Regions from separate parts of the Homo sapiens genome. Here region 1 is linked to region 2. Evidence: chromatin contacts called from ENCODE Hi-C data. All regions are on one chromosome and are shown on one strand. Each heading gives the region's core, a stretch centred on a gene start or an enhancer-like site at or near the end of the contact. The rest is flanking DNA. Distances are from core to core; before and after follow the strand shown. Region 1 overlaps STK39 (serine/threonine kinase 39). Region 2 overlaps COBLL1 (cordon-bleu WH2 repeat protein like 1).

Evidence for each region. Hi-C counts contacts between places; a loop is a spot of excess contacts on that map. Pooled maps may share reads with other maps.
Region 1: a map with no recorded cell type shows a loop between it and region 2 (21-fold over the local background). The contact joins two enhancer-like sites. A Hi-C loop is called at or near these places in 2 of 37 single-sample maps with no recorded cell type and 3 of 50 pooled maps.

Annotation. Positions count from the first base shown.
Region 1 is chr2:168,191,564-168,196,829 of GRCh38, reverse strand. The region is part of intron 1 of STK39 (serine/threonine kinase 39); the gene reads left to right. Among named protein-coding and RNA genes, the nearest start is that of STK39, 53 kb to the left of the region's middle. Within about 2 kb of position 1,514, at least 9 of the 41 ENCODE cell types and tissues checked have a DNase peak (open chromatin) inside an H3K27ac peak, as active enhancers do.
Region 2 is chr2:164,758,709-164,764,456 of GRCh38, reverse strand. The region is part of intron 2 of COBLL1 (cordon-bleu WH2 repeat protein like 1); the gene reads left to right. Among named protein-coding and RNA genes, the nearest start is that of SNORA70F, 74 kb to the right of the region's middle. Within about 2 kb of position 3,061, at least 3 of the 41 ENCODE cell types and tissues checked have a DNase peak (open chromatin) inside an H3K27ac peak, as active enhancers do.

The DNA of each region.
Region 1 (5,266 bases), core at 265-2,764, 3.4 Mb before region 2:
CCATTCTGCCCTTCATCTTAGAATGCTCAGATCTTTGCATGGTCAGCCCCTTCTTGTCAGCCCACATGTCACCACCTGAGAGAGGCTTCTCTGACCACCATAGCTCAAGTATTGTCCCCACCAATTTTATTTTTGTCATAGCACTTAACTGCAATCTGAAATTATTTATATTACCCTTTTGTTTTTGAGACAGAGTCTTGCTCTGGAGTGCAGTGGCATGATCACAGGTCACTGCAACCTCTGCCTCCCAGGTTCAAGCAATTCTTCTGCCTCAGCCTCCCGAGTAGCTGGGATTACAGGCATCCGCCCTGCTAATTTTTTGTATTTTTAGTAGAGATGGTGTTTCACCATGTTGGCCAGCCTGGTCTTGAACTCCTGACCTCAGGTGATTCACCTGCCTTGGCCTCCCAAAGTGTTGGGATTACAGGCGTGAGCCACCACACCCAGCCATTTATGATACTTTTAAATCCATATCCCCTCTCACATAAAATGTAAACTCTAGGAAGGCAGATACTTTTTGCTCTGAGCTTCCTTTCTACCACCCTAAATAGCACATGGCACATACTAGAAGCTCAGTGAAATATGTTCAATGAATAAACAAGTACATATTCTTCATTATTGTATAAGATGTAAATTGAGGTGATCATGTAAACCATAAATTGAGGTTCTTTGCAACTCCAAGATGCTATTATTCTTAGTGTGAGGAAGGCATTATTATAATTATTACACATAATCAGTAGATCATATGTGTTTGATAACTTCTTCCCACTCCATTCCCATTTATAGTGGTAGAATTCCTTTCTTTTCCTTTTGAAATGGAGTTTTGCTCTTGTAGCCCAGGCTGGAGTGCAATGGCACGATCTTGGCCCACTGCAATCTCCACCTCCCAGGTTCAAGCAATTCTCCTGCCTCAGCCTCCTGAGTAGCTGGGATTACAGGTGCCCGCCACCACGCCCATCTAATTTTTTGATTTTTAGTAGAGATGGGGTTTTGCCGTGTTGGCCAGGCTGGTCTTGAACTCTTGACCTCAGATGATCTACCGACCTAGGCCTCCCAAAGTGCTGAGATTACAGGCGTGAGCCACCTCGCGCAGCCAATAGTGGTGGAATTCTTACACTCATCCATTCATTTTGTTCTTGTTACTCTAACTGGATGGACTTAAGTATTATCTTTGGCATGTAACAAAGTGCAGCTAATTGACACATCAGGAGACTGAATCTGAATCTTGGGCTTTTACAGAGATTGAATCTGAATTTTGGGCTTTTACAGGATTTTCATTCACATACTGTAGCTAGTAGGCTACAGCTTAGAGTTGAAACTGAAAAGCATGGCCACCGACCAGACTTTATTAAATTATGTGCAGGAGAATTATCTTGGCAGCAAATGAGGCAAATCAATGGTAGGTAACTGTCTTTTGGTGGTTTTGTTTTGAGACATGGTCTTGCTCTGTTGCCCAGGCTGGAGTGCAGTAGTGCCATCGTGGCTCACTGCAACCTCAACTTCCTCTGCTCAAGCGATCTTCCCACCACAGCCTTCCAAGTAGCTAGGACTACAGGTATGTGCCACCATGCCTGGCTAATTTTTAAAAAAATTTTTGTAGGGACGGGGTCTCATTTTGTTGCCCAGGTTATGTCTTCTGAGAGCTTAGAGTTCAAGGTAGAAACGTTAGTTACAAAAACTTGACAACGAGGATGTAAAAGTGAATACTTCCTATCATTTGAGTAAATGAAAGAGAGAGGAAATAAAGTTCATCTGTGAAAATGTCAATTTAACAAGTACTTATCAATCTAATCAGCCTAGCTGTTAAAAAAAATGTAAATGTGTGACTGTAAGTCATATTGAAACTCATGCTATCCTAAGCAGCTCTCCATCTGCTTCTAGTTAGAGATGTGTCATACATCTGGGGACCTGGGCCTCAGGCTGTGAGAAAGTAGTTTCAATTAAAAAAAAATCAATACTTGTAATGGTTTTCTTTCTTATAATATCATACCCAGTAACTTGTATAGGTTGAATTTAGACATAGCGTTATAAAGTTTATTTAATGTGAGTATGACTGGAGGCTCAACATAAGTTGAATAACAGCAGATGCAATCAGCTGGCTGTTCAGCTTTGTTTATATCTTTACCCATAATGTTTGAGGTATCATGTTTTCTGGATTAATAAAATAAATTTCCAGATAAATAAAGTCCAACTTAATTTCAATCCTAGGTGCTGGAAATAATTCTGAAATTTAATTATGCCTTTTGTACTAATTTCTACTAAGGCAGGCATTGTCTTCATCTTTCATTTGTAGTGAATTTCTGAAAAACCCACCCAAAAAATCAAATAATAAACTTACATGTTATGAGATAGAGGGAATGTTGAATCTTCATTTTTGTTTTTATTTTACTTTAATTAATTAATTTATTTTGAGACAGAGTCTCGCTCTGTTGCCCAGGCTGGAGTGCAGTGGCGTGATCTTGGCTCACTGCAACCTCTGCCACCCAAGTTCAAGCTATCCTCCCACCTCTGCCTTCCGAGTAGCTGAGACTACATGCCTGCACCACCATGCCCAGCTAATTTTTATTTTTATTTTTTAAATAGAGAAGGGGTTTCGCTGTATTGGCCAGGCTGGTCTTGAACTCCTGACCTCAAGTGATCTGCCTATGTCGGCCTCCCAAAGTGCTGGGATTACAGGCATGAGTCACCATGCTAGGCCAAATCTTCATTTTTGAATAGCCCGATACACATACATTTCTGAATTATTATTCTTTGGAGTGGATCTGCTCCTTCTGGATGCTTGCAGGCGGGCGAGACCCTTCCCAGGCTGGCACCTCTTGTCCCTGACGCCGAGGCATCTGCTTTTCCATGCTTCAGGCCTCCTTTCCAGTTCCTTCCATGGGGGCCTAAACTCGATTCCCTTATTAGGAGGTGGGTACCTGGCCCCTTCGGGGATAATTTAGGGAAGTTATGCCACCTCTGTGGTAGCAACTGAAAATGTGGCCCATGGACCAGCAGCATCACATCACCTGGGAGCTTGAGAAATGTAGAACTCACCCCTGTCCCATACTAACTAAATAAGCAGCAACGTTTTCACAGCACACCCAGGTGACCCCTTATGTTGTCTCCACATCTTTCAATACAACACAGTCCTAACACCTTAGCCCCCAGCCCCAAGACTAAAGGAGGGAACATTCTCCTGATGTCCTGCCAGGCTCCGACTCATGGTATTGTGGGATCTGCAGGTGGCCTCACTTAGGAGAAACTCTGGGCTGGGGCTGCTGGAGGCAGAGACTGCAGCATGCTGCTGCTTCCACCGGGGCTTAGCAGGTGTTCCGTGCCCTTCATGAGGGTGTGTCTTAATTTTCCTTCTCACTCAATGATGTTCTCAGGGCCCCCTGGGGTTGCCAAGACACTACTTTTCACTGCACTGGACATTTGTGTTCCTGCAGTTCATATCCTCTTCCCTTGTGGCTCTTATTTTCTGCCATCATTTCAGACTATGGCATCATGCCCCTGCTTCTGGGTGAGAGTGTGTGAAGAGGGGGGGGAAGAAAGACTTCTACCATGCAGAGGGTGACCTGACTTCCTGTATTGCGGTTGTAACTTAGGGGAGGGCCTCAGGTTGTCAGAGGAGACAGGAAAAGCAGGAGTTGGGTTATAAGTGCAATCAGATCAGATGGAGAGGTGGCATTAAAGTGAATGGATTTTCTTTTCCTGTGTCTGTGAGTAGGAGAAATGTTTTAGTTACTTGCTGCATCATGGATGTGGTAGCCAGGGCTGTTTAATTACCTGAGAAGTGGGGCTAATTGTATCTTGAACAGTGAGTCACTTTCCTGGCATAATTTTCTCTGTGCCCAATCATTACCATATAAAAGTTGTCAGTGCTGGCCCTCAGGAGTGGGATTTGAAGAGGGGGAGTTAATAGGAAGCTGGCAGGAGCTGGGGCTGAGTGGGAGCAGAGCTGATCATAGGGAGGTGGGGATAAGTAGGCATTTTCTCAAAAGGTTGTAGTGGACCTGGTTCTAGTTTCTATCCAGGTGTCTGGGATAATCATGTGGATACTATTAACCCCAACAGTCAACATTCTTAAACACTTCAGTGCTAGACATGTACATTTATATTATTATGTTTACATGTATAGTCTCATTTAATATTTACAGCCCTCCTGTGAGGTAGATGCTATTGTCATTTGCTTTTTGTAGTTGAGCAATGTGCAGCACAAAGCACACAGGCAGCTTGCCCAAGGTCACATAGCTTGGGGCTGTGTGACCCCAGACCCTCCGTCATAACCATCACTCAATCCAGAGGAAGTAGATTGGGGTGGAATGGGGCGGGGTTTGGAAGTACAGAGCGAACATTTGGAAAGTGTTAGATATTAAAAAGGATCATTTTAGGAATTGTGTTGGAAAACAGAGTGAAATGAGAATTTTTTTTAAAAGCCTGGCTATTGTTAATGGAGCTTGGAAAAGCCCCAGCCTCGTTTTGGAGCTGGTGGAGGTCACACTCCCTTGGCTCCTTATTAAGTGATTTCCTCTAAGCTCCAGATAGACCTTCCTAGAATCTGCTTGTGGTGTTGGGTTGGTAGTCAGCAGACCTCCTTCCATGTTCCTTCTTTGCCTGCTGTTTCCCTGTTAAGCTGTGCTAATGGGGGCACCAGGGGAATTTTGGAAGGCTGTGGGAGGGAGAAGGGACACGCTTCATCCTGTTACTGTTCTTGTCAGCTTAGCTTCGGAAAGGGTCTTTCCCTCTGCCAGCAGTAATTGGTTTCCATTTCCAGTTTCCTTCTACCTCTTGGAACCAGCCTTCTGCCACCCCCTGAGATGCCATCCCAGTCCCATGTAGACCTTCAGAAAGGGCTCCTCTTCAGAGGTCAGGGTCCCAGCCCTGTAGGTTTCCTCCTAAATGTGTAGAGTCTAATAACCACCACCTCCTCCCTTTGATTCCTACAGTCCTACCCAAGGAGTGGTAGCTGCTTCCTACAGCTTCCTGAGTAACTCTGTGTTAACTCAGTCTTTTCCATTCTCTAGCACCTGTTGAATAAGATCTTCGTATTAAATAATATGTCGCATTACATAGTATTGCTTCCATTTTCCTAATAGCCCCTGACTGATTAATTTCCCCAAGCCCTAGAATCCTGGCAGAGGTGTGGCGAGAGAAGCTGATACGCAGGAGGGAACCATGGTTCTCAAATCTAAGGATATGGGTGAATTGCTGGAGAAGCTAATTAAAAATGCAGATCCCAGGCCTCCAGTTGCAATAATTGTGATTCAGTAGGTTGGATATA
Region 2 (5,748 bases), core at 1,812-4,311:
CTAATATATTCAATCAAATCTAAAGTTATAGCATTTTTATTTAACTCCAATTTTATGTTTATCTCTTATTCAGAAAATATGGACTCCTAGCAGTATACATTTAGATATTTATTTTACAATTATATGAAATACTATAGTTTCAAAATAATATTTGTTAAAATTACTACTAATAGTAAGACAACTGGTTACAGTTTTAAAATTTTTAGTGTTTTTGTCTTTAGAATATATCACACTAGAAGCATATAAAAAAGAAAAGCTAGCTGGGTGTGGTGGCTCACGCCTGGTAATCCCAACACTTTGAGAGGCCAAGGCAGGAGGGTTGTTTGAGGCCAACAGTTCAAGACCACTCTGATAAACATAGTGAGACCCTGTCTCTACTAAACAAACAAAAAAATTAGCCAGATGTGGTGGCACATGCCTGTAGTCTCAGCTACTCTGGAGGCTGAGGCAGGAGGATCTCTTGAGCCAATAGGTCGTGGCTGCAGTAAGCCACAGTTACGCCCCTGCACTCCAGCCTGGATGATAGAGCGAGACCCTGTCTCAAACATAAAGAAAAAGAAAAGCTGTTATTTAAAAACATTTAATCTTTAAAGGCAAAATTTTAAGATACATTTGTAGAGATCTAACTTTCATCCCTATTCCTTTTCTCCCACGTAATCATTTTTATTTTTATCTTGACATTGTTTCTATTATATTCCATATAGAACCCCATCTACTTTTTATCGAAAGATAGTATACTAAAAGCACTTATTTTCTTTATGTCATTTGATAATATATTCCAGTCATGAATGTGTGCGATCTTTTTCATTCCTTTTCATGATTGCATAATACTTTATCAAGTGGATGTACCATAATTTGATATAGTCTATACTTCATGGATATTTGGTTTGTTTCTAGTCTTTTGTTTTCAAAAATGCTGCAAGAACTAACCTTTCGCATAAGCCATAAGCTGGTGTGTCTTTGGGATAACTTCCTGGTAGTAGGATTATTGGGCCAAAGGGTAACTACGTATTTGATTGTGTTAGTTATTGCTAAATATTTCTCTATAGGGAAAATTCCTCCATTTTGGTCTCCCACCAGCAAGGTATGAGAGTGCTTCTTTTCCCAACCATACCTATAGTGTGTGTTGACAAATTTTTTACATTTTTTTCTCAAACAAAAAAAAAAGAAAAAAGACATTTTTTTCAAACCTGATACGTACGAAGTATATTTTTGCATAAAACTAAGGATTTTAAAATTGTACGGTGACTTTATTGGAAATGTGACCCTTTATGCCAGGAATCAGTGAGCTTTTCCTATAAATGGCGAGACAGTAAACATTTTAGACTTTGCAGGCTCTAAGGTCTCTGTCACAACCACTCAACTCTGTTATTGTGTGAAAGCACTCATAGATTATATGTAAACAAATGAGCATGTTCATGTTCCAGCAAACCTTTATTTTTTTAAAAAAGGATGATAGGCGGGCAGGCGCAGTGGCTCTAGCCTGTAATCCTGGCACTTTGGGAGGCCGAGGCAGGCGGAGCACAAGGTCAAGAGATAGAGACCATCCTTGCTAATATGGTGAAACCCCGTCTCTACTAAAAATACAAAAAATTAGCCGGGCGTGGTGCCAGGCGCCTGTAGTCCCAGCTACTCGGGAGGCTGAGGCAGGAGAATGGCCTGAACCCTGGAGGCGGAGCTTGCAGTGAGTCGAGATCGCACCACTGCACTCCAGCCTGGGTGACAGAGCAAGACTGCGTCTCAAAAAAAAAAAAAAAAAAGGATGATAGGCTTAACTTGGCCTGTAGGCCATAGTTTGTTCACACTTACCTTATGCTGTTTTTAATAATGCAAGTGATTTAAGATGATCAGATGCTTTTACCAGGCTAGCTAGTTTGTTCTCGTATAATACACTATACATTTGATATATTGATTAAACGAGACAGCTGAGACACAGCTCAGTATATGTTGGATTGATACTAGAACTGAAGTATACTGTCTTGTAATCCAGCACTCTTTTCTAGTTCCCCACTACCTCTCCTGGTTAGTTCAGGACACTGTATATTGGATTATTTCATCTGTGGTACAGTAGATGCTACTACTGGCCAAACTTACATTGAAAGTACTTTGAGTTGTCATAGACTTGTCCTCCTTCAAACACACATGCTCAGTTGACTTTTATTTTGCCCAGTGATACTCACTTTTTTTCTAGCTCAGTGGTTGGCACTGTCACCTGTGGCCAAAGAGCATGGTCAGGTTAAATAGCCCTATAAGGAAGGATTAAGCCTATAATTATGGATTCACTTGAGGCTAGTATTAATCAGCTGAACTATTTGAGCATAATCACATAATGACCATAATTTTTCATCCAAAAGAACTTATTTTTCCACAGAGTGAAGAGCAAATGAGCTAGCATTTCAGAGGTTATAGGAACGGTTTAAGTTAGAGATTAGCAGCCTTTCAGAAATGATGATCTAAGACTTGATTTATTCTCTAGTTGCATTGCTACTTCTCTTATGAGATGGCAGGGAGATAGTGGAAAAACTGTGATTCATTCTTTGCTGAGAAAAGGTGAAAAGGGCCTGGTAGGTACTTGGCATAGAGCTGCCTAATATAAATGTGAAAATTGTATACCTGTATGTTCCTGTGGACATCCTGTTAGGAGAGAATTTGAGTGAAGATTTGGAAACTTCTTGGGTTTTAACTCTTACTGTGTTGTATATGGAGTAATATTTAGGTTGATCTTTTCATGAATTATATCGAACAAAGGAAACTTTTAAATCAAGTGCCTCGATGCTTATTTTTGTTTATGATTTGCCAACAATAATTATTTCATATAAAAGCATAGATAAAGGCCTATAATAGACATTTTAAATATGTGACGCCTGTGTCTTATTGAGGATATATTTTCTCTACACACCTTTGTTTTCACAGCATGGGTTTTTTTTCTTATGTCAGTGTTTTCACTTCTGTATTATCAGATGTGTTATGACTAACAGCATTTGCATTTTTTTTTTTTTTGAGATGGAGTTTCACTCTTGTTACCCAGGCTCGAGTGCAATGATGCGAGCTTGGCTCTTTCGCTCTTGTTACTCAGGCTCGAGTGCAATGATGCGAGCTTGGCTCACTGCAACCTCTGCTTCCCAGCTTCAAGTGATTCTCCTGCCTCAGCCTCCCGAGTAGCTAGTATTACAGGTATGTGCCGCCATGCCCAGCTAATTTTGTATTTTTAGTAGAGACAGGGTTTCTCCATGTAGGTCAGGCTGGTTTCGAACTCCCGACCTCAGGCGATCCACCCGCCTTGGCCTCCCAAAGTGCTGGGATTACAGGCATGAGCCACCGTGCCTGGCCAGTATTTGCATTATTAAATAGATCCATAACATCATTGCATGTCTTTTGCTGTATCTGTGACAGCTTCTTGACTCAGTTATATAATCTGGGAATGAGGTCTTGTGTGGGTAGGACTTCTTTAGTAATTAGCCATTAAATAGAACAACAGTTATTGATGGGGATCATCATTTTTTCCAATATCTTTGCCTTTATTTTAGTTCGGTGGTTTCAAACTGTAATGTGCTAGATTATCAGCGTATATTACCTGGACCCTGTATACAGGTTTACTTTAAATAGGTACGAACTGAAGCCAACATGTGTTATAAACAAGTTCCATAGGTGATTCTAATATCTACCAAATTTTGAGAATCACTACCTTAGATATATTTTTATTGTAACTTTTATTTTTTTACTAGTTTTCTTTGAAAGAAGTTACAGAAATAGTGCAGAAAGTTTCTCTGTGCCCTTCTTCTAGCTTTCCCCCAATAATAATATCATATATAATGGTAGTATGTTGTCAAAACCAAGGAAGTGACATCGATACTAATGCTATTAACACAGGTACAGACCTTATTCTGATTTCATCAGCTTTTTACATGCATTCTATAATCATTATGTTTGTTGATTTAGGTTTATAGTTCTATGAAACTTTGCCACATGTGTAGATTTATGTAACTGCACCATTCTTTATCAGAGTACAGAACTCTTCACCACCACAAAGAAACTCCCTCATGTTAACCCTTAATAGTCTCATCATGCCTCCAAATTTGGCTGCCATTGATCTGTTTTCTGTGACCTGAAGTTTGTCCCTTTGAGACTCTTACGTAAGCAGAACCATACAGTATGTAACTCCTTGAGACTGTCTTTTTTCAGTCAGCCTAGTACCCTTGAGATCCATCCGAGTTGAATGTATCAAAACTTTGCTGATTTTTATTGCTGAGTAGTTTTCTGTTGTATGGATGCATCATAGTTTTTTATTGTTTCTCCCATGGGAGCACATTTGGGTTGTTTCCAGTTTGGGTCTTTATGAAGAAAGCAGCCAGAAACATTCATGTAGAGGTTTTTGTGAATATAAGTTTTCACTACTCTTGTGCAAATACCTAGGAGTAGATTACTGGGTCATACGTTATGTGTATGTTTAGTTCTATATGGCAGTGCCAAATTGCTTCCCAGAGTGGCCTTCACCGTTTTGCATTCACATTATACAAGCCACATATGAGAGAGCCAGTTTCTCCACTTTCTTGTCTGTACTTGGTATTACCAGTATTTTAAAATTTAGGTGTGTAGTGGTAGATCATCATAGCTTTAATTTGCATTTTCCTAATAGATAATGTTGTTAAACCTATTTTTGTGTGTCTATTTGCCATTCGTGTACCCTCGTTGGTAACGAGTTTACACCTTTTTCCATCTCATGGCTGGATTGTTTCTTGCTATGGAGTTTAGAGAGTTCTTTGTATATGCTAGATATGTCTTTTTGCTGAATATGTGACTTGCAAATATTTTCTCCCAGTCTGTGGCTTGCGTTTTCATCCCCTTAATAGGGTCTTTCACAGAACAGAAGTTTTTAATTTTTGATGAAGTCAAATTTTTTTATATACATATATGTATACTAAATCTATGGATTGTGCCTTTGATGTCATAGCTAATCCTATGGCCTAACTTTTGTTCCCAAAGATTTTTTTCTTATGTTTTTATCTATAAATTTTTTAAGTTTATGTTTTAAATTTAGATCCAATTTAAGGTAATTTTTGAATAATGTGCTACTTTTGATTTTAGTATTTCTAAACTCTGTTTGAGATACTATGTCCAAATAGTTCTTTTAGCTAGTATTTGTCAAAACCTGTAACTAGGAAAATTATTTTGGCAAATTTATTTCAGGGAGTTTTCTTTATCAGTATGTGGTGAATGATAGGTTTACCCCAACATGAATTTAAAATTTTAACAGAGTCTGATAACTCAACGATGTTTAATATTTACCCAAGTTCATATTTGAGAGTATGTTATTCACATTGTGACTTGAAAGCAACTTTTGGTTTTATTGTTTGGTTGGCTGATCTACCAGTGGGCTTGCTTGGCTGACATGCATTCCCACTCTTTAATATGTGTATGTGCATATATTTTAATAATTATAACTCTCACATTTAATGTTTTAAATGCTAGGTTTCTAACCTAGTGTGTGTTTGAAATTTAAAAAAAAAATCAACTAAAACTTTTTAACTTCCTTTGGTGGAGAACTTTTTTTTCTATATTTATTGCTTCAGAGAGCAAGTATAGTAAAATTTTAAAAAATCCACAGATAATTTTGTTTTTAATGAGTAACTTTTTCTTCAAATTTTTTGAATAATAATTTAACCTTTTTAAAGTAGAAATATATATTTGTAATAAGGCCTTTTATACTTAATTTCTATGTGCCAAAGAAAAAAGAGGTCAGAGTTTCAC